3 separate regions of the Mus musculus genome follow, and regions 2 and 3 are each linked to region 1. A link is a loop called in an ENCODE intact Hi-C map of the cell type or tissue named here. Cell type or tissue: heart. All regions are shown on one strand. Each heading gives the region's core, and the rest is flanking DNA. Links, peaks and the distances in the headings are about the cores only.

What was found. Hi-C counts contacts between places; a loop is a spot of excess contacts. Peaks named below come from ENCODE experiments on the same cell type or tissue, not always from the same donor. Only the 100,000 strongest peaks of a DNase experiment are listed, where the experiment ranks them.
Region 2: it touches region 1 in a loop (5-fold over the local background); 8 of 42 quality-filtered maps call a loop at or near these places.
Region 3: a loop joins it to region 1, with 4 times the contacts of the local background. A loop is called at or near these places in 10 of 42 quality-filtered maps.

Annotation. Positions count from the first base shown.
Region 1 is chr6:67,033,677-67,041,458 of GRCm38, reverse strand. It overlaps Gadd45a (growth arrest and DNA-damage-inducible 45 alpha), which reads left to right and starts at 4,052. Exons shown (of 4, transcript NM_007836.1): 1 at 4,052-4,258; 2 at 4,348-4,449; 3 at 4,544-4,781; 4 at 5,687-6,363. The coding sequence starts at 4,215. The coding sequence ends at 5,800. It overlaps E230016M11Rik (RIKEN cDNA E230016M11 gene), which reads right to left and starts at 4,860. Exons shown (of 7, transcript NR_040278.1): 1 at 4,524-4,860. In heart, for the core only: CTCF peaks have their summits at 4,063 and 4,905; DNase peaks (open chromatin) are centred at 3,988 and 4,838; H3K4me3 peaks cover 2,500 bases; H3K27ac peaks cover 2,444 bases.
Region 2 is chr6:67,098,714-67,106,495 of GRCm38, reverse strand. Gm29928 (a long non-coding RNA gene) reads right to left here. Exons shown (of 2, transcript XR_377747.2): 2 at 3,234-5,204. Among named protein-coding and RNA genes, the nearest start is that of Gm29928, 11 kb to the right of the region's middle. In heart, for the core only: no CTCF peak of the experiment used is centred there; DNase peaks (open chromatin) are centred at 3,465, 3,835 and 4,145; H3K27ac peaks cover 175 bases.
Region 3 is chr6:66,891,989-66,899,770 of GRCm38, reverse strand. Gng12 (guanine nucleotide binding protein (G protein), gamma 12) reads right to left here and starts at 3,374. Exons shown (of 5, transcript NM_025278.5): 1 at 3,244-3,374. It overlaps 4930597O21Rik (a long non-coding RNA gene), which reads left to right. Exons shown (of 3, transcript XR_003956381.1): 2 at 2,754-3,726; 3 at 4,611-5,127. In heart, for the core only: a CTCF peak has its summit at 3,516; a DNase peak (open chromatin) is centred at 3,380; H3K4me3 peaks cover 1,475 bases; H3K27ac peaks cover 1,318 bases.

The sequences.
Region 1 (7,782 bases), core at 3,507-6,006:
GTAAGAGAGCTGTCTAAACAAGCCATGGGAAGCAAGGCAGCAAGCAGCACTCTCCCGTGGGCTCTGCAGCAGCTCCTGCCTCCAGGCTCCTTCCTGATTTGAGTTCCTGCCTTGGCTTCCCCCCAGTGGACTGTGATTCAGGATACGTAAACCAAGGAAACCCTTTCCTTCCCAAGTTGCCATGGTGATTTTATCACAGCAAAAGAAACCCTATCTAAAGCAATATCTCTACATACTGGACTCGTTAGGTGGAATATAATCCAGGACTCTAATATAAAGCTGCAAGCAAGCAGGCGGGCTGAGTGCAATTCCTCCTTCCAACCATAATACTCACAGAAGACAATCACTGATGAAACATTCTAGGGAAATTCAGCAATGAGGTAACACAAGCTTGGCTGAGTCAGAGTGTGTGACATGAACAGTTTTTGAATACCAGATTTGGATAAAATGCCATTTTTTTAACAATAAGGCTAAACATAGCATTAAGTATAGTTTTTGAGGGATAAATACTATACTTTTGCTATGTTATACCCATTTTAAACTTCAAATAGCTGCCTTTAATGGGACACTATAGTCCTATGTTTCATCTGAATTGCATAAACAGTGCATGGTTCGACTCAGCTTCCATTCAGATGAGATGGGACGTTCAGCATAACTAGCTGATGACAGTGAATACCATTTTGTCCTAAAATCCAGTTGAAACATAGGTGTGATGGCGACTCTTGGTTGTCAACTTCATTCAGTACATCTGGAATTATCTAAAATTCAAAAACAGAGGGCACCCCAGTGAAGAAATTTTTGCTTAATTTGAAATAGGAAGATCCACTTCTAATCCAGATCCTGAGGCAGGAAAACACACTCCTTTAATATGGACCTTGAGGTGACAAGACACACTCCTTTAATACAGGTCTTGAGGTGGGAAAGGCACACCTTTTATCTGGGCCATACCTTGTGTGGGAAGCTTAGACATGGAAAAAGGAAGCTTTTGCTCATCGCCTGCTTGCTCTAGCCTTGCTAGCATGTCTATTCCTTCACTGCCATTAGAGCCTACTTTAGTGGGATCCCAGCACATTCAGACGACCAACTGAGACATCTAGCCTCAAGGACGGAACAACTTCTAGATTCTTGGACTTTTTGTTCATAGCCAGCCATTGTTGTATTAGTTGGACTACATACTGCCTGTAAGTCAACCTAATAAATCCCCTTTGTATATATGTATGTGTGTATATACATATGCATACATATATATTGATTTTATATGTTCCACTACTCTAAAGAACCCTGATTAATACAATGGACATACCAAGTAGATCATGAGGTCTTTGTAGAGAAAGGACCAGAAATTTTTTAGGGCTTATATTTTTGAAGTGATGTTAAAGGTGACTTTTCTGAGAATTCATGCACAGGACTGTAGGGTCATGAGGTGGTGATTAATTCTCAGATTCTTTTTAATTCATGACACCCACTGTACTACTGAATGTAGGGTGTTGAGGACACCAAGCTGATGAAGTCATAGTCTCTGCTGTCACATCATCTTCTAATTCTTTGTCAGCTGCATCCTTCCAGAGAACTTCTAAGAAATGTCTAATGGGTAGAGCCCTGGAGTTCTAGGGAACACAGTTCATTAGTCTCCAAATGGTGACTCGGAGTGGTTTGTGTCATTATGGTATTTTAAAGATGGTATTTTAGTGCCAGTTACCTGTATTGTTCCTGGAACAAAATTAAGAAAGGAAGCGTTTATTCCTGGGTACAGTTAGTCCATCATGGGGAAGGCTTGACAGCCAGAGCTAGAGGTGGTTGGTCACATGGCATCCTCAGTCAGGAATGAACCAAGAATGACCATGCTCAGTGTAGCTGTTTTCCTTTTTACATGCAGTGAAGACCCCGAGCCCATGGAATGGTTTTATCCATCCTAATCTAGATGACCCATCACAGTCACGCCCAGAGGCTTGTTTTAGTAATGGCTCTTGATCACCATTAAGGTAACGGTCACTGTTAACCATAGAAATTGAAGCCTAAACTTCAATATTGAGATTTTGCCCCTGATGCTGTTTTGTAGGGCTAGAGATCAAATTCTGAGCCTGGGCCTGGAACAAGCTAGGCAACTGCTCTACCACTGACCTAGAATCCCAGGCCCCCAATGGTAGAGAAATTCTCTCTCTCCTCTCCTCCCCTCCCCTCCCCTCCCCTCCCCTCCCCTCCCCTCCCCTCCCCTCCCCTCTCCGCTTTATTTACTTTTGAGTGCTCTAACTGCATGTACACCTCATGCCAGAAGAGGGCATCAGATCCCATTATAGATGATTGTGGGCCACATTTAGTTGCTGGGAATTGAACTCTGGACCTCTGGAAGGATAGCCAGTGTGCTTAACCACTGAGCCAACTCCCCAGTCCCAAGGGATTCTTTAACAAAGCATCGCCATTTAAAGCTTTAAGGCGTAAGTATGAGGTACACAGCACCCAGGGTAAGTCATACACTGACATTTGCTCCTTTACTCAACTTTTGTCTCTTGGGGACATCTCCAATAAGTGAACTAGAAAACCAACCTATAAATTATCCATTAAGTTAAGATTAAGAGAATTTGAAAATATTTTGTCCACAAGAATAAAAACTTGCCGGGTATGGTGGCGCACGCCTTTAATCCCAGCACTCGGGAGGCAGAGGCAGACGGATTTCTAAGTTCGAGGCCAGCCTGGTCTACAAAGTGAGTTCCAAGACAGTCAGGACTACACAGAGAAACCCTGTCTCGAAAAACCACCCCTCCCCCCGCAAAAAAAATCTTAAGGATAACTCACATGTACCTCTGCAAAATTTACTTCTGTAACTGTAAGCTACCCAGTGACCTCAATATTAGCACTGTTAAGAATGCAAGCATATGGGCTGCAATTTCACCACTCTCCGTGACTAGTAGGTTCAGGCAATGCTTTTGTATTTACTGAATAAGCTCATAAAACAAAGAGAGTTTTGAGCTATCCAGTAAAAGTTTGCATTAAAAATTGTTTTTACTTTGTAACTCCTGCTTGCAGTTACGAGGGTTTGCCTTCTACCTACAAGTTGCTATTATCTCAAAGGTGAAATTTGAGCACATGGCTAAAATGTACTACAGTTACAGCTTCATGATTCAGCTTCAGTAATTCAGAGTGAGCTCATAGACAGTAAAGGTGGTGTCATACTCTTCTGCCTGTGATGGGACGCTCAGGGAACATCGTGAGCACCTCGAATTTCCATGATGGCACCTCTGAATACCACAGAATTTCTCTCTTAGCTCTTACTTGATCAGAAGGAGCCTTCTTCAGGAAGGATTCTAAGAACGGTGAATTTGGCTCGTTAAACATGCGATCACCAGCTCCCCACCTTACATGGAGTAGGCAGAAATTTCACCAACTTTTTGTGGAAAAGATTCCAACTTGGTACTGTGCCACCACTACACACAAATGCGATTTTTTTTTTTTTTTTCTTCTCCCTGGAGTTTCAAATTCTCACAACCAACCAAAACCAAATCAAACCAGCCATCAGGGCACCAAAAGACTACTACTGGGAATAAGCAGGTTTACCTGAAACTTGCATATAAACACTGAAGCAAGCTTTGCCCGGCATGTCTGGACACTTAAAAATATGCTTACTAACAACAGCTAGACTGGAGTGCATTAATCCCTGGAAGTAAAATTTAAAAAGCAGCCCCTTAACACAAAGGGCACGAAACGACAATCAAAAGATGTCCACAACCAGAAAAACAATTGGCAGGCTGTTTCAGTCAGAGCTGAGGACACTTGAACCACTGCAAAGCCCTCCGCACCAGAAGGCTCCACAAACTACCTAGAGCTGGCTCAGGACCCCACCAACCGGGTTTCAGCACCACCTTCGTCCCGTGGGCTCCCTCCCGCGTAGCTCCGCCCCTTTCCGCTCAACTCTGCCTTGCTTTGGTGGAGCGAGGGTCTGGGTGTCAACGTCTGCTAATTTGCATAACCCAATGGCCTGACTGCATGCAAATGAAGCTGGACCTGGTTGGCTGAGGGCTAGCCCCATATCTCCGGAATCGGGCCCTTTGTCCTCCAGTGGCCCCGAGGCAGCAGTGCAGAGTTCCCCAGCGAGGCTAGGCGAGCAGCCGGCCGGCCGGAGCGGAGAAGGGAGGGTGGGAGCGAGCGCAGAGCCGGCGCCGCGCACTGTGGGGGCCAGGAGCAGCCCGCGCGCCGAGGGAGGGACTCGCACTTGCAATATGACTTTGGAGGAATTCTCGGCTGCAGAGCAGAAGACCGAAAGGTAAGTGTGCCTGCCGACTCGGTGGCCGCCGCCCCTCCCGCCTCGCGTCCGGGGACCCGGCTGACCCGCTCTCACCCTGCCGCCCGCAGGATGGACACGGTGGGCGATGCCCTGGAGGAAGTGCTCAGCAAGGCTCGGAGTCAGCGCACCATTACGGTCGGCGTGTACGAGGCTGCCAAGCTGCTCAACGTGTAAGTGGCCCGCGTTCCCCGCTCGCCCACCCACCCGCCTCTACCCCGCGCCCCCCTGAGCGTATGCAACTCACCGCTGCCCCGCTGCCCGCAGAGACCCCGATAACGTGGTACTGTGCCTGCTGGCTGCTGACGAAGACGACGACCGGGATGTGGCTCTGCAGATCCATTTCACCCTCATCCGTGCGTTCTGCTGCGAGAACGACATCAACATCCTGCGGGTCAGCAACCCGGGTCGGCTAGCTGAGCTGCTGCTACTGGAGAACGACGCGGGCCCGGCGGAGAGCGGGGGCGCCGCGCAGACCCCGGACCTGCACTGTGTGCTGGTGACGGTAAGAGACCCGGGGCTGCAGCCCAGAATCTGCTGGGGTGGACCTTGTCCGAGCTGAACGCTGATCTCGCGGGGGTTGTGATAGGGTACGGAGCGTGTCTAAGCTCGTGGGTGGCCTCCAGCGGCGGAAGATATCCCTGTGAGTCAGCAAGCTGCCCAGCTGCTACCTCTGCTTACCTCTGCACAACCTCGCGTGGCTAATTCTTTGAGCAGAACAGATTAGATAAAGCCAAATAAATTCCCGGTTTACCCTTCGTTAAGAAGTTAGCTTCATTCTTCATTTGCTGTCAAAGCTAAAGGTAGAAGTGGTGTAGGAGACAGACCTTATTAATTCCCTGGATATAGATAGATACTCTGAAGTGTACCGAGTGGAATTCTTTTCTTTGCTGCTCTTGAGTTTGTTTAAACGAGCTCCCTCCTCCCCACCGCTTAAAAATGTGTGGTGGGTTGATAGTGTTTTCAGAAAGAACCGTGCTGTCTAGGTCTTCTGGTTTTTTGTTTTTGTACTCTTTCTCTTCTGACTTGTGTAGGGAAGTGACTGCCTGGTTACTTGTTGCTGCCAGTAAAATGTGCTATTCATCGTCAGGGAAGATAAGAGTTCAGCAGCTGCCTGCCCTGCAGCCCTCACCGTGCACACAGCCTGAGAATGCTTTTCAGGAGTCTTTTACTTATGACCCACCAGGGTACATGCTTGGAAGGGAGGTCTTAAGAATGGTAACCTCATGCAGAATGGGGTAGTTAATATGCAAAACTCTGTGTAGTTCCGTGCACGTTACAGGTGTTTAGACTATGCTAGATGCTGTTTTTAACAGAATGTTCGGGGTTTGGCCCTTTCAAAAGTAGCACAATTAGTAGCAGAAGCTGATTATTTTCCGGGGAAGTAATTTTTTCAAAATCTGTTCACAGAACCCACATTCATCACAATGGAAGGATCCTGCCTTAAGTCAACTTATTTGTTTTTGCCGGGAAAGTCGCTACATGGATCAGTGGGTGCCCGTGATTAATCTCCCGGAACGGTGATGGCATCCGAATGGAAATAACTGAACCAAATTGCACTGAAGTTTTGAAATACCTTTGTAGTTACTCAAGCAGTCACTCCCCACGCTGATGCAAGGATTACAGAAACTGATGTCAAGGGGCCGAGTTCAACTGCACGAGGGCTCAGAGATGACTTTGCAGAGGGAGAGAGAGGTGAGCCTGAAGAAGGAAGCTGCGAGAAAAGAGAAATCCAAGGCAAAAGGGACAAAAACTACAAAGCACTGCAAGAAAGAAAACTGCTAATTTAGGATGGCCAGGTTACTTTCAAATAAGCCAAATATTGCTTTGTTGAAACTTTAAATGTATAGCAATAGTTTGGGTATTTTTTTTCTTTTTTTTTTTTGGTCTTTATGCCCTCAAATAAAAGGAAAGTAAAAGAGGATTAATCATATTTTCAAGCCACAGTTTAAATGTATTTTGATGAGATGTTAAATTCTCAGAAGTTTTATTATAAATCTTACTAAGTTATTTTATGATGTGAAAGGTTATTTATGATAAAGTTTTTGAAGCACATTATCTAAAATAAACTGGTATGGAATAATTGTGTCATTTCTCAACGTGTGGTTTGTGTTTTACAATATTGATTATTGGACATTCTATTGAAGCTTTGCTGTATTTTACACTAGGCAGGAAGATGGTGGGGGGGGGCGGTTGTAGAGGGTCGGGGTAAGGAAAAAGGGAATATGGCAAGATTCACCTTGCAAAGTCTAAATTACAGTGAATGACTTAAATGCTATAATTAATTGCATGCAAAACGTGGAAGCAGAGAGGAGGGTTACCAAAGCTGCTTGAAGATGAGTGAAGCTTTTACTGAGGAAAAAACATTTCATTGGAGGCATCAAAGATCACAGCCTGCAGAGAGACCTACGAGGGTGTCTCTGCCTGCCTCTGGTGTAGGCAGATAAGTGAGAGAGGGTTGGAAAGGTGGGGGTTCAGCTCAGATGCTGACAGGAGTTCTTGCATCACCATTATGTATTTGAGCTTCTTTCTGTGAACTTGCCACAGTCTGCAGAAGGAAGTGACCTGGTCAGTGTTGTAGGTAGATAACTTGGGGAGGTATGGGGTAGTAAATAGGGTGAGTGGCTGGCTATACAGTACCAGCGTAAGGGAGAACCGTGGCAAAGGGCAGGTTTTGTCAAGTTGTAGCCTCTTCCCAGAGAATTTCCCCTACTGCTGTGAGAGGTCTGATTATGTCAGGGAAGAAGTGTCAGAGGAAAAAGAAGAAGAAAAGACTTCAGTAGAAGAAGCCTTTCTACTGTCTGGTTAGAAAGCACCTGGTAATTAACTGTAGCTGGGAGGCAGAGGCAAGGGAAGCAAAGGTGTGTGCTGAAGACAAAGCCTGGCAGAGCTATAGTCTCCACTGTTTGCCCCTCTCCCTCCCCTCCTCCTCCCCCTCCCTCCCTCTCTCTTCTCCTCTCTCTCTGGAGCTCTCTCTTTCTCTATTTCCCTCCCTCCCTCCCTCCCTCCCTCCCTCCCTCCCTCCCTCCCTTCCTCTCTGGAACTCCTTGGGCCCCTACTGTTTGCCAGCCTTCTTGTGACCATCAGGGAGAGCAGAAGAAACCACAAAACCCTTAAGCTTCTGCCCATCTTGTATAGGCCTATGAGCCTTCTGCTTTTCTACTCTTAGGAATGTGGATTTCTAGGCCTTATTTAGTCTTTGCTTGAAGACAATGTGTAATCCCAAACAACTGGAATAACAACATTTACTTTTATATTAGCAGGAGATTTGAGAGCAATTCCTTTCGAGCAAGCCCTTTAGCCTTCCCACTAGCGGCTTGTTCGGTTTCCACAACTGTTGTATTTCATGAACTAAGTTAAACCAAGTAGGACACGTGGAGAAAAGCAGCTGTTTGCTGGAAAGCACATGAGTGGCAGTCAGGTCTCCACCAGCACCCCCACCATTCATTCATGTGTAAAATGAAGAGCACATTACCCAGCCTACAGAGTTGCCTTTTATAGCTTTG
Region 2 (7,782 bases), core at 2,427-4,926, 66 kb before region 1:
AGAGAGAGAGAGAGAGAGAGAGAGGAAGGAAGGAAGGAAGGAAGGAAGAAAGAAAGAAAGAAAGAAAGAAAGAAAGAAAGAAAGAAAGAAAGAAAGAAAGAAAGAAAGAAAGAAAGAAGAGATTGAAAAGATTTCAGGTTGGGAGGAGAAAAGAAACCAAGAGAATGAGTATGTCAGGGGCACCTCTGTCTCTGTCTCAGAAGTGGTGCCTGCCAGTCCTTGGCTTCCCTAAGAGCTCTGTGAATACAACTGGATGGACACTAGATACTTCATGCTAATTCTTGTATCTAGAAGAATTCTTTGGTGCCAGGCCTGTAGTCCTAGGATGGGGGGTAGGGGTGGGGTGCAGAGGTGGGATAGAATGCACAAGACCAGCATGGGCTACATAGTAAGACAGTGTCTCAAAACAAAACAAACACTCTTTGTCCCATTATAAATAGATAACTGGGCTGAAAAGAAAGAGAACAGTTTTTCAAGACACCTAGTCAGTGATACTTCCAGGAAGACAAAGACACTAAGTAGCAGAATTGAACTGAAAACCTGCAAGGGGTGTAGCTGTATCCCCCACCTCCACCTAGAGATGTGAAAGTCACAACCTATGCAAATTTGATCTTATCTGCAAAAAGGATATTTGAAGACCTCACGATTAAGGTGTGATGACTGCTGAGACAGACATGCAGACAGGGATAACTCTGTGTGGAGATGAAGGCAGAGATTTGTAAAGCCCCTCCTTAGAAGTCGAGAAATGTGGAGATTGCCAGCAAGCCAACAGGCACAGCAGTGAAAACAGTCTCTCAAAACCCTGCATGGAGCCACCCAGCCAGTACTTTGATCTTAGGTCCAGCCCCCGGAACTGTGAGACAATACATTTCTGACGTTTGAGTCGCCCAGTTTGTGGTACTTTGTTATGACCCCTTAAGACACTAAACAGTGTCTGACTCAACACCCTGTGACTTAAGCTACCCAGTCAGTCACACAGCACTTCTGTTGAACAACATGCTGCTAGGTTCTAGAGACTAAACCACTCTCTGCTCTGGTCACATCCTTTCACTGACACCCATCTCCTTCACAAGGTCCTTTCCATCCACACTTTGATGTGAAGCCACCTCAAGCCTCTGTGTTCCCCACCCCCACCCCTACCCCAGGTCTCTGGGGACTGCAGCATCGTGCACTGTCCTCAGACCTCTGTGTCACAGCTCTTGCATCTAATTTGAAATGCTATCCTCTGTTCACTTGGAAAGTTCCAGGGTGTTTCTGGTCTTCCTTTTCCAAGACAGCAGCATTAAAAGAGAGCAGGTTCACCTACTGGGGGTCCTTTCTGCCAACAGATACGGTCATCCTCCATAGTACCTCAGATGTTCTAGAGTGATCCAAAAGGAGTAAACTTTTCAAAACCTCCCTCCAAGACAGCTGATCCTGCATTCTTCTTCCCTTGGTTTCTCAGATTTGCTTTACCATAAAACAGGATACAGCATCAAATAACCCTGTTCTTGGCGTATAGCTATTCTAACAACAGGGCTTTCAATCATCAAGAAACCCTTATTTCTGCTTAGTTCCTCTTGGTACTTTCTATCAAGGTTCCATCATCAGTCTGGAGCAGCTGGAGCAGAGAAACTTTTTTTTTCTTTTTTTCTTGGTAGCTTTTGATAGAGTAGATTTGGTTGGAGACCTTTAACTGTACACACATGAAATTAGTACCCAGGTAGGCCTGCCCTTCTTCATTTCCAGAATGAGTCAGAGGCCCCACCAGAGCATAGGCAGGCTGGGAGCAGAAGGTAGAAAAGGAGAAACAGAAGCACTCCTCTCTCCTCCATGTGGTGTACCCTAAATACTTTGAAAGTAGGCTTGGATCTGGCAGGACTGGCCACAGGTGACTCTGAGGCCAGGGCACTTGCATCTGACAGCATTGTTCCAAAACAATGGAAGGATTCAGATGCAACAGAGCTTATTCCAATCAGATCATCTCTCAAAAAATTAAATCAACTCTTAAAATGGAAATGCTTCATCATGCCATTTCAAATTCCTTTTCTGTTTCTAGATTCTAATTATTGCAGCAGATGATGCTGGAGCGTCTTGGCTCACAGGCTTCCTTGAGTCTGGACTGTGAACAACGCTTGTATTAGTTAGTCAGGAGGAGCTTGAGGTAGGCGGAATGGTATACTTCTGCTCCTTAGGTTCTGTGGGAGGCTACAAACTCTCCTTCAGTATCTAACAGTCACCTTCCTCAGATCACCCATCTCTGGCCTCATGAAGAACAGCTTGTACCTCCACTATTGCCTGTAGCAATGATAATCCAGATATCAGTGAAAAAGCAGAGTTCAACAGCCAGAATGGGTGTAAGGATAGTGGACAGTTCAGAATCCCTCTCCCTCTCCCTCTCCCTCTCCCTCTCCCTCTCCCTCTCCCTCTCCCTCTCCCTCCCCCTCTCCCTCCCCCTCTCCCTCCCCCTCTCCCTCCCCCTCTCCCTCCCCCCTCTCCCTCCCCCTCTCCCTCCCCCTCTCCCTCCCCCCTCTCCCTCCCCCTCTCCCTCCCCCCTCTCCCTCCCCCTCTCTCTGCATCATCCCCCTTTTCTGATGCCAGCTGTTTTAGCATTTAGTATTGAGACCTAAGGGTTCCAGAGGAGGATCCAGATGTTAAGGAATTCAGTGGAGACCCCAGGGCTCCCTGGATGTTCCCATCAGCATTGGCAGAACAGTGGTTCTCCTCAAGGCTGTGAACAGTTTGAGAGTATGGGTGGCATCCTGCTCAAGTACCTAGTAGACACTGGCTAATAACAGGTGCTTGGAGGTACCTGTGCAAACTTGAATTATACCTATTCATTTAAGGCATTTGGTATGTACACCATGCTAGTCAATTTGTGAGATGTAAAGGACTGAAGGACCTGAAGGAGTTTGCAACCCCATAGGAAGAACAACAGTATCAACCAACCAGACCCCACAAAGCTCCCAGGTACTAAACCACCAACCAAAGAATACACATGGAGGGACCCATGGCTCCAGCTGCATATGTAGCAGAGAATGGCCTTAACTAGCATTCATGGGAGGGGAGGCCCTTTGGTGCTGTGAAGGCTTGATGCCCCCAGCGTAGGGGAATGCTAGGGTGGTAAGGCAGGAGAGGGTGGGTGGGTGGGGGAGCACCCTCATAGAAGCGGGGGTGAGGGGGGAGATGGGATAGAGGGTTTGCAGAGGGGAAACTGGGAAGGGGAATAACATTTGAAGTGTAAATAAATAAAATAACAATTAAAATTTGTATTCCTTTATAATAATAACAACAACAACAATAATAGTTAAGAGCTGAAGTCTCCATTGCCTGAGTTTTTATCCCGGTTCCTAGACTCTGGTAGACTGTCTTATTCACCCTGGCATCCTGTTGTCCTCAGAGGTTGGCAGGGAGCAGCCCTCAGCAGACTTGATTGATTAGCTGTAGCCCCACGTGTCTGGGCTGGAGGAGTTGATTCAGACAGGTCACTCATCGGCTCCCCTCCAAATCTGCCAGGCCAGCAAACAGCTCTGCAGAGTCATTCCCACACATGACTGTGGTCAGGCAGGAACAAAAGCCACCAGAAAACAACGCTCCACTCTTCATCCAGCTCTCTCCAATGAACTGGAGGATTAAAATGGGGTCACTGTTGTTCTGATCACATCTTCTTGTCAACGGAATTACAGGCTTTTAAGCCAAGAGTGACCGAATACACCTTTGCAGTAATCAGAATCAATGCTCGGACAGTGGAAGCAAAAGCCAGTAAACAAGATTGTGGTATGGACTCCCTTGACCTAGACTTTCAGGAAGGAGCTGACTCACTGCCCAGACCAGCACTCCCCGCATTGCTCAGAGCCAAACAAGCTCCTGTTTTCCCAGCTGCACGGCGGATGCCTTCACTTCTGAGCCGGCTGCCAGAAAGCAAGAGGAGAAACCCGAATTTGTTTTGCAAGGAGGAGCACTGCAGCTGGATTTTGTTTGTCCATTTTCACGAAGGGACAAGAGATATAAAAATAGAGGAAATTGGGCTTTTTAGTTACTGAAAAGGAAACAAATCCTCTTCTCCTGTTTAGCCATCTAGTTATGTTATTAGTTAGCTTACAGACTTCAGTGACTTACTTCAGACTCCTCGGTGTCAGTTCCAAGTCTTTTGAAACTTGTTTGAGATCTTTCCAGCCCCACCTGTCCCACTTCCTCCCACTAAGAACTGCTCTGGAGTCTTGCCAGGCTGTCCTCTGCGGTGTCTGCAGTGGTGTCTTCTGTAGTGCTGTCCTCTACAGTGCTGTCTCATCTGCAGTGTCTGCAGTACTACTGTCTTCTGCAGTTTCTGCAGTGTCTGCAGTGATGTCTTCTGCAGTGTCTGCAGTGTGTGTAGTATTGTCCTCTATAGCACTGTAGTCTACAGCGCTGTCATCTACAGTGCTGTTGTCTACTGTGCGGAGTTGCTGTCTTCAGTGCTGTTGTCTCCAGTGTTTTTAGTGCTGCTATCTGCAGTGCTGTCTCTGGCAGTGACCCACATGCTTTCGCACCTCTGTGGTTTGGCTCATGCTGTCCCTTCACCTTGGAATAGTCTTCTATGCAGTAGTCTTGAGGGAAATGCCAACTTGTCTTTTGCTTATTTTATTTTGGTGGTTTGCTGAGTGAAACCCAGGAAGTTACACAGACTGGCCATGTCCCCTAACACAAAGTTACAGCTATAGTCTTCTAACTCAATCTCTCAAGATAGATCCCAGAGTCTCTCATACTGTCCCTCACCTCAGCAGCAGAATCAGCAGTACCTTCGCCTGAGTCTCCACACCATGGCTTTGGTGTGTCTCCACTGGTTCTTATTTATTGCATTATCCATCCATTCATTCATTGAACAATATCCACTGACTTTTCTCTTTGTACCAGATAATATGGTAGTTCCTGGGGATCCATGTGATTATGTCTCTCTACAAAGGGGAGGTGGCACTCAAAAGAGTACATCAGCTTTTTACAGGGCAGAGTTCCACTTTTTAATAATGGTAAGTACTAGTGGTTTAAGAATTAAAGAAGGCCATATACTCCAGTCTGGTTGATAGATGATCTGGAAAGCTTCCTGGAGGAGGTGGCACCCAAACAGCCCAAAGGATAGGTATTTTCTTATATACCGTTTGTGTTTCTTGGCAGAACACTCCTTGAGGAACGAGGTTAGTTATAGATTGTATCAAATCAGGACATTTATGCTTCAAGTTTATTGAGTCCTTTGCAAGGAGACAAACACTGTTATTTTGATGTACTTTGGAAAGTGGGAAGCAGTAGCTGAGAAGGGGGATTGGGAGAACGCAGCAGAGGAACTCAAGGGTACATTCCCAGTTTAGGAAACAGGCAGTTAGTGAATGGGAGCTGTCAAGTGCAGGTGCTGGGCTGCAAGCTCACCACAGGAGAGAGGGTATCAGCAGGTACCAGCACCATGTGGAACATCACAAGAGACTAGAGAATGGGTTGCTGCTTCCTCCCTCCCTCCCTCCTCCCCTCCCTCCCTCCCTCCCTTCCTCCCTCCCTCCCTCCCTTCCTTCCTTCCTTCCTTCCTTCCTTCCTTCCTTCCTTCCTTCCTTCCTTCTTCCTCTCTTTCTTTCTTTTTCACCCTGATCGCAGCCCCACCTCTTCTCCCAGTTCCCCCACAGTTCCTCCCCTCACCCCCTTCTCTGAGAAGGTGGAGGCTCCCCTGAGTACCAACCCACCCTGGCACATCAAGTCGCTGCAGACTAGGCACATCCTCTCCCCCTGAGGCCAGACAAGGCAGCCCAGTTAGGGGAACAGGACCTACAAGCAGGCAGTAGATTCAGGAGTAGTTTCTACTTCAGTTGTTGGGGGACCTGCATGAAGACCAAACTGCATATCTGCTTCATATGTGTGTGGGGCTTAAGTGCAGCCCAAGTATGCTTTTTCAGTTGCTAGCTCAGCCTCTGTGAGCCCCCAAGGGTCCAGGTTAATTGACTCTGTTGGTCTTCTTGTGGAGTCCCTACCCCCTCCAGGTCCCTTAATCCTTCCCCCAACTCTTTCACAAGACTTCCCAAGCTCCATCTAATTTTTGGAACTCTCTATGGGAATCTGTTTCAGTCAGCTGCCGAGTGGAATCTTTCAGAGAACAGTTATTGTAGTCTCCTGTCTGCAAACACAACAGAATATCATTAATAGTGTCAGGGATTGGGTTCTTGTTCATAAGATGGATCTCAAGTTGGGCTAGTCATTGGTTGGCCATTCCCTCAGCCTCTGCTCCGTCTTTGTCCCTGTACTTCTTGTAGGCAGGACAAATTTGGGTCAAAGGTTTTGTGGGTGGGTTCGTGCTCTTTTCTCTCCACTGGGAGTCCTGCTTGGTTACAGGAGGTGGCCACGTGAGGCTCCATATGCCTCACTGCTAGGAGTCTCAGCTAGAGTCACCCTCATAGACTCTCTGGAGCCTCCCCTATCCCAAGTCTCTGGCATGTCCTAGAAATGTCATCTCCCCTGAGTGAGATTCAAGCATCCTCCTTTGAGTCATATTACTATTTAGCTTCTTGGGTCTGTGGATTTTAGCCTGGGTATTCTGTACTTTATGGCTAGTGTCCACTTTTAACTTTGTACACGACATGCATGTCTTTGTGTCTTCATTATCTCACTCAGGATGACACAAATAGAAAAAACAGGGTATAGAGCTAAACAGACAATTTTCAACAAAGGAATCTCTAATGTACAAGAAACATTTATAGAAGAAATGTTCAACATCCTCAGTCATGAGGGTAAGGCAAATCAAAATAATGCTGAGATTCTACCTTACACCCATCAGAATGGCTAAATCAAAAACTCAAGTGGGAGCACATGCTGGTGAGGATGTGGAGCAAGGGGAACACTTCTCTATTACTGGTGGAAGTGAAAACTTGTTCAACTACTCTGGAAACCAACCTGGAGGTTCCTCAGAAAATTGGAAATAGTTCTACTGCAAGACCCATCCATACTACTCTGGCCATGTACCTAAAAGATGCTCTACCATACCAGAAGGACATGTGCTCCACTATGTTCATAGCAGCTTTATTCATAATAGACAGAAACTGGAAACAACCCAGATGTCCCTCAGTTAAAGAATGGATAAAGAAAATGTGGTTCATTTATACAATGGATACGACTCAGCTGTTAAAAACAAGGACATCATGAAATTTGCAGGAAAATGAATTGTCTTAGTCAGGGTCTCTATTCCTGCACAAAACATCATGCCCAAGAAGCAAGTTGGGGAGGGAAGGATTTATTCAGTTTATACTTCCAAACTGCTGTTCATCACCAAAGGAAGTCAGGACTGGAACTCAAGCAGGCCAGGAAGCAGGAGCTGATGCAGAGGCCATGGAGGGATGTTACTTACTGGTTTGCTTCCCCTGGCTCGCTCAACTTTCTCTCTTATAGAACCCAAGACTATTATCCCAGGGATGGCACCACCCACAATGGGCCCACCCCTTCTTGATCATTAATTGAGAAAATGACTTACAGCTGGATTTCATGGAGGCATTTCCTTAAGGGAGGCTCCTTTCTCTGTGATAACTCCAGCTTGTGTCAAGTTGACACACAAAACAAGCCAGTACATGGATGGAGCTAGAAAATACACTCCTGAGTGAGGTAGCTCCGTTTTCTTCAAAGAGGGGTTTCTGTTCTATTGTGGCTGAGCCGAGAGGTCCACTTTCCTGCATGTTCCTCTGGCTCACTGTCTTTAGACAGCAGGAGTCTCTGCTGTAAATCATTCATCCTTTCCATGTCTGGACCATTTTGACATCTCACCAGACAGGATTATAAAGGAAGCTTGACCACTAGGTA
Region 3 (7,782 bases), core at 2,427-4,926, 140 kb after region 1:
TGTGACATTCCAGGAGTAAAAGCAGGCAATGATTTAGTCAATCAAGTCTTTCAGTACAGTAGAACACAATGTCACAGGCTCAAAACAATTCATAATGAACACTGTACCCTTTATACTTGAAATCGTGGTAAGCTAGCACTCCTGTGTCACCGACTTGGTTCATCAGATGCATCTGATATGCATTAATGAAGAAGCAGATGCTCAAAGGGGTTTGTTTTTTAGAGTAAAAAGTTTTTTTTTTTCAATTTCGCAAACTTTAGCAAATAAGTCAGTGATTCTGTGAGTTCATTTCCTGAATTAACCATCTACTCTCACAAAATTTTCAAAATAAACACAATTAGTCCCCACTTTTATGGCTTATCTGCTGGCCTTGGACAGCCAGGCACACAAGAGCCAACCACTTCACACTCTTGGATCACATCTTTTCAAACTTTAACAGTCGTTCTTGATTAAAGACAAATGTTACTTCTGGGCTTATTTATTTATTTAATTTCCTATCCAAGGTTAATAAATGTAACTATTTAAAATAAAAATTCTTTTTAAACTTAAAAAGCAACTTATGTTCCTAATTGCCTAGCATTAAATACTATGTATTTAACAACATCAAAAGCATTATTAAAATTATTGGCCCATCAATCATTTTCATACTGCCATGGGTAAAACAGGACATACAAGCTTATACACACTTATTCACATACATACATTCACACATACATACACACACACAATCTGCTCAACCTTTAGTTTTTTTGTTTTTTTTTTTAAAGCAAGATATCACTCTAATATACGCTAGTTTAGAACTTATTATGTTGTCCAAACTGGCTTTGAACTCAGAGCAATTCTCCTGTCTCGGCTTTGCCAACTGCTGAGATTACAGGTGTGAGTTACCCTGCCAGCACTCATCACTCTTTGGAACTTAAAATGGTGGCATCTTGCATTTCCAGAAGGTTCTACCTATTATCATTTATCAAGTAACCTGCTGTGTAAACTAGATTAAAAAGAAAAGTGATCATTCTAAGCCCTTTATGTAGGTTAGTTTCAGTCTGTTTTTTTCAAAGACTAATTGATACACTTTCATCAAAACACTACAAGTAGAGACCACTGTTACTCCTGCTTACAAATCGGATTGAAAAGGGCTAAATAACATTCTCATCCTGGAGTGTCTGACAAGAAAGCCTACACAGCAAACCACTGTTAAGTACCTTCCCCTCTCAGTCAAGCTCAGAAAACTACTTCTAGAACTTCACCTTCCTATAAGGCTTACACTAAAATGAAACAAACAACAGCAAAAGCTAGTTAAAACACAGCGTAGTAAGTGAGATCGTTCTGACTTTTTTTTCCTACTAGAGAGAGGTTTGGAATAAAAATTATTGGGCATTAGCTAACTTTTTTCTGAAAAATTTTTTTTTTTACTGTGGGGCCCTTTGCTCTCATCACCTGAACGCCATGTGTGTTCTGTAACCTATGACAACAGCAACCCAACTGTCAAGAGATTTGTCTTTCAAATAAGCTCAGAGCTTTCTGCACCTCCTCTGTATACCACACTTGTCGTCTCCTGAGAAGCACAGATCCTTATTCTTATAGGGTTCTATACAAATCTAAGAGCTGCACACTGTGCTGGGTTCTACACAGTAACGTGCTTGTGCTCAATCCAGCTGCATTGTACTTAGTGTTCAGCATTCACTGGACTTCACCCAGGACTTTATGGTGCTGGCTGACTGTTAAGAGAGGCAAAGGATCTGAATATTTTATCTAAACGCCCACTTAGCAATCTACAATTGATTGCTTTTTAAAATGTGGTGGGGAGGAAAGAGGTGATCAGTGGGAGGGGCTTGAAAGAGAGGGTAAGGGGGTACACGTGTACGAAACAGACAAAATATAGAGAAAATATAAAAATATGTGAGGACCATATGCTTATTTATTGGAAAATGACCCTGCTGACATATACATTTTTGTTCTAAAAGGGGAGGGTGGCCCTCCTTTCTTGAAAGTGACTGCTTGATCATAGTAAATTTAACCTTACTGTTCTCCAGTGACTGCTTTCCCAGCTTCCCTGGGGAAGGGCTGGAATCCGGAGGTAATTTACATCCATGGTTTGAAGTGCCAAGCAATGGTGCAGCAGGGTGACCAGCACTCTCAAAACACAGCCAAGCTATTGCTTTAAACATTGAGAACACACAGACACAGAGCCTGGCTCTGACAACATCCAAAAGATTCATTATAGACAATCTATTCAGGAGACGCTACGATCGCCCCAGGAAATATAAACAGTGTCTAAAGAGCAGTGGGGAGAGGAAATAACTGACCGGAATGAGACGAATCATGTGAAGTCCGTCCAACAAGGCCTAAGACATCCCCAGTGTTTCCACTTGGAGCTGCGTTTAAACGTGCCCTGGCACATGGGCACAGATCTCCCCTCCAGCTCAAGCGTGGGGCTGCGTCCTTTCCTACCCACTTGTTTGTGCACAGCCACGCCCGCACAGGAGGACCACGAGACCACAGGCCTCGGCAGATCCTTCCAGCTGATTTCCAGTTGCTTAAAGTTTAACAAGAATCACGGCTCCCTTTGTGAAAGTTAAGTCAAGTTTACAAGGCATCCACAGACTTAAAAGGATAAACGAGTGTCAGGAGACACTAGCAATGGCGTCTTAAAATGAAGTTTAATTGACAGGCCCTAACTAAAATAAAGAGGAGTTTTTTAAACCCACGGGCTAAGCTTCAGGCGCTACATTTAAAAAAAAATATAAAAAAAGCACACAAGGCTCAAGTTTGAACTCCGACCTTCCTGTTCCAGTCACCGCCGCAGGGTCCCTCGTGAAGTGTCACCCGAATTCTCTCCACGATCAGCTCCTTACCCGCCGCCACCCCCCTGTGAAGACCCAGTACCGAGGCTGCCAACCCACGCGCGTCTAGAGATCGGAGGAGGGGCGTGCGTGGCGGCTCCGACCGGCTCCTCCCGCACCACCGCGACCTGGCGGCTTTTCCCGGGCCTTCCTCCGGCGGGGCGAGGCCGAGCGAGGCAGCTACGGAGACCCAGCCTCAGGGGCCACTCGCGCCCCAGCGGGCTCTCGCGTCTGTGGGCCCCGGCTGGCCTCGCTCCCACTCCCCTTCCGCGGCCCAGAGCGCCCGCAGCACGCGCTTCCTTCCTCCGCTCCCTAGCTCCAGCCCGCTGCCAGCCCGCGGGACCCACAGGCGGCCCCGAAGTAGCGGCGACCGCCCCGCCCCGTCCGGTCCCGGCGCTACCTTGGCACTCACTCTTCGCCGTCGTCGCCGCCGCCGCCGCTGCTGCCGCCGCCTGGGAGTCCGGCTCTCCGCGCTCCCGGGACCGCCCGACCTCTCCTCCCTACTCCGCTCCAGCTCCTCCCCTCGCGCGTGGGCGGGGCGCACGGCCCGGTGGGCGGGGCTGTCGCCGCCACCCCCTCCGCTCTGGCCCACGGGCATGGGACGTGGTCGCCGCGCCCAACTGCGGCCGTCGGGGGTCAGGACACGCGTGCCCGCGGCTGGGTTGGTGCAGCTCGCTGCGGTGCGGTGGGCCCGGGCAACCACGCGAGGCCACCACCATACATCACCACCAGGACCACACACCGCAGTCCCCAGGCTGCGAAGATGAGCTCTGCCAAACCCCACACAAAAGTGGGGCTCTGATCCAGAAAGGTCTGAGGAAACGGCCACCGTCATATTTAAAGGACTCTGGGGCAACAGGGAGGTTGTTTCCCAGAAATGGAGGTAAAGCCAGATTATTGAATGTCCCAGACCGGACAGAGTACTGCATAATAAATTAATTGGACAGGTTGTTTTTTTGTTTTGTTTTGTTTTGTTTTGTTTTGTAAGCATTTAGAGTTTGGCAGGTTGAAGGGCTAGTTTTGCTTCCACAAAAGCTGCTTACAGCCATTCAACAAAACGAAGCACCTGTTGTGTGGGGTCAAGCATTATGCTAAATGTGATAGGAGATACCATCAACCTGAGGGGGACTTGCTTAAGTCCTGTAGAGATGGATGTACAGAAATGGTAACACTCAGCAGTTGGCTAGAGTACTCCAAGGTGTGAGTCACTAATAATCATCGTGATCTCTTTTTAAAATGATGCTACTATTGGGTGAGAGCAGGGGTCAGTAATTGGACTCAGTGCCAAGGAAGGGAGGGAGGGAGGGAGGGAGGGAGGGAGGGAGGGAGGGAGGGAGGGAGGGAAGGAAGGAAGGAAGGAAGGAAGGAAGGAAGGAAGGAAGGAAGGAAGGAAGGAAGGAAGGAAGGAAGGGGAAGGAAGGACGGTGGGAGGGAAACATGTTGGGGGTTGGGGGTGGCAGAGTAGGAGGGGAAGTTGGGTGTGATCAGGATACCTGTATGAAATTGTCAAAGAATAAATAAAATATATTATTTAAAAGATCAAACAGAAATAAATAAGTACTAGCATTGGATGAGGATGCACTGTTGAGTGGGTCTTGGGGATGCTGGGATCTAGGTACTGAATCCCACTGAAGGCTTTAAATTCACTCCTGTTTGCACTCTTACTCAAGAATGCCTTGCTTGGCCAGTGTGGTCTGAGCAGCCTCCAGAGGATGTTCTTGTTGAGGTACAAACCACAGCCTGCCTTTTATTTCCTACTTTCTACAGTGTTAGGAAACACTTGGCTGATTCAGATCGTGACAGTTTGAAGATGCACCCTAAACAGAATGGCCAGACACAAGAATGGACTATTATGGTTGTGATTTCCACCTCTGGATCATTATATAGCCCAGTTAAGTACTTCATGTACTTTTAATTTTTCTCTCACTAATCTGTGGCAAAAACAAGCAAAGTGGCTCGTTGAAGAATGTCTGGCTTCTCAAATTGTATCCACCGATTAGTCTTTAAACAGTTATCTGCATATGGAGAGAACAGAAATCCAGTATCATGTACAAACTTGTGCAGAAATTGTCTATTGCATCAAGTTGTTTGAAATATGGTCTTTTATTTTATCTCCCCTCACACATTATTCATTTTTTATTTCTTTTCTGTACTAAAATGTCAGCCTGCAACAAATTAACAATAAAATACAGTTAATCATTTATACCCACAGGGGTCTGCATCCTCAAATTCAACTACAGATTGAAAGTATTTGAAAATAAAATTGAGTCTGTCATAAATAAGTATATTCTTTGTCTTTATTTCATTTATAATGCAGTATAACAAAACTAATATTTACATTGTACAGGACTAGATAATTAACAATCTAGGAATAACTAAAGCATTATCATATGCAAAATGTAGGTAAGTTATATGCAAATACTATGTCATTTGTATGAGAGTTTTCTATCCTTGGATTTTAGTATATGAATGAAGGACAGCCCTGGAACCAATCCCCTGTGGGCACTGAGGGACAGCTGTACTACAGAGGGTTGGGAGGTTCTGATCATAGTAGCCAAAAGGCAAAACGGTAAAAGGTAACATTTAACCCGTACTTCCTGTGCGGCAGATGTTGCTTTAAGAGTCTTACATGTATTAAATCTTTTCATTCTCCTAGCAACCCTAGCATGTAGGCACAGCAAAGTTAACCCAATGAAACTGAAGAGATAGGTTTTAAGTGCAGGTTGCTTAAACAGATTATGCTTTTAACCATGATTCTGGACCCGCTTCCTGAACTTTGATGACTCACATTCCATCTCCACGTGGCTGTGCTTCCTATTGCATGCATACGTATATACATGCAAACATACATACATACAAATACATGTATGTAGTAGTATATTTACAAGGTATATAATATATATATCTTTTTTTTTAAACCTGTACATAGTAAGTATATGCCCAACTCCATCAGTTTCTCTTAATACTTGGTCTGATCTCTTCCAACCCTTCTCTCAGCTTTATGAACACTGATTCCACGGATACTTCTTGCCTGCCAGCACCTGCATCTTATGGCAGAACTACCACATTCAGCTTGAGAGTGTTCTATCCCTGGGCACAGGGCAGCTGGAAGAACCTGGCAACTACTGTACTTCTTACATCGGTTCTTTAAGCAGTGACAAGAGTGGAGGTAAAAAACGCTCCATCTGTTTTGACACCAATTGGAATAACTGGAGGCTGCGTCTAAGATGTCAGCAACACTCCCTGCAGTGGTTGGATAAGCATCTCTCCTTGTCTCCAGCTCTTTGCTTAGTAACACATCTTCCCTTCCCTTCTTGGTCTTACCAGTTCTACTTCCTACTCCCCTGTCAATTTTTTTTAGGAATATATTCCAACGGAGACCTGCAAAAGGATTTGTGTGACTCAATGCAGAATGAAAATTGCTCAAAAATTATTTAAGAATTTCAGAATGGTATGGCTGAGCATTAAGTCAAACATAGGTTTCTGTGTACTGCACACGGGTGTGACTCTCCTTGGCACATTGGTGAGGCTCTCCTAGATTCTGACACATCATTTTCCTTTAAGTCTTCCTTCATCTCAGGCTCTGCTTCTAGACAATCTCAAGATAAAATAACAGCTATTAAAGTAACAATAAGCCCAACTAGGTACCAGACCTGTCTGGAGAAGCCAGCAGCAGCCCCTATCATGAAGGAAGAATTACGTTCTCGTAGATAGAGCTCTGGCCACAGAAGGAGCTATAGTCATCAAGAATGGTCTGGATTAATGAGGTGAGAAAATGAGTTTCAGTCGCGATTCTGACTGACACTGAAGTGTGCTGAGTGTGAAGTTGTGTAGTCCTTTAGAGGAAGTGTCCAGGAAAAGCCTTTCCTGAAGAAGTTCTAATTAGTTAAAAGAAACGCCTGGAAGGAAGTAAGACTGGTAGCACTGGCAGGAAGCACAAGACCCTCTCAGTGTAGAGACAGCTGAAGCCTGAGCTAAGCCCACATCCGAGCCCAGGACTGAAGCTGGGTGGGTCTTCAGAGTTGGCCTGCATTGAGTCCATGCCGTTGACCTTGTTTGTCTATTTGTTTTTGTTTTTGGCTTTTCTGGATTTCTGGATTGGTTGGTTGGTTAGTTGATTGTTTTGAATCAGGGCCAAGGTTTGACCTCTGTGTCTCTGTATTTTACATTACTAGAAAGAGGCAGTACTTTGACAAAGTACATTGCTAAGGCAGTGCCCATTGATGGATATGCTCTGTAGCAGGGAACATCTGTACCAACCCACAGCATGGTCCTGGGAGAGGTTTCACAGAAGGGAATCTCCCAGATTCTGCTTGTTTATGATTGGGAATAATTGGAGCATGTAGCTGAACCCATTGGGGAGTGACCTTAGTTTTCTTTTAGTTGATTATGTGGGGGCACACATGCTCTGGTGAGTGTGTAGAGGTCAGCAGACAGCTTTTAGGAAGACATCTCTTGTCTTCCACCTTTATGTGGTACCAATCTCAGATAACTTACCCACTGAGCCATCTCACTCGGCCCCATGAGTGAAGATTTGTATGTCACACGGGGGCAATTGCTGGCTGTACTTTCCCTGGTATCATGGGTCTATTTAATTTCCTCTCTAGCTTGTTCCCAGGCTTCCTTTAATTTTTTTCTCTTTTCTTCATTTGTTCTCTGTAATTTCTACATGCCACTCTCCCCATGGCTCAGAAATAAAGCAAACAAATCGGTTGCTTATAAAAGAATCAGTTGCTGTAAAGAAAAAAGAAAAAGTAGAGGATCAGGGTGAGAGCAGTCTCATGGGTGAGGTTTCAGGGATAAGTGGATATATAAAGGGGTTGTAAGAGGATGATTCTAAAGTCCCAAGTCTGTGAAAGCCAAATGTTACAAAAGAGGTGGCGTTCTCCCCTGTATAACCCTTCCTGAAGCCAGCAAGATAAATGATTTTATAGCTCAA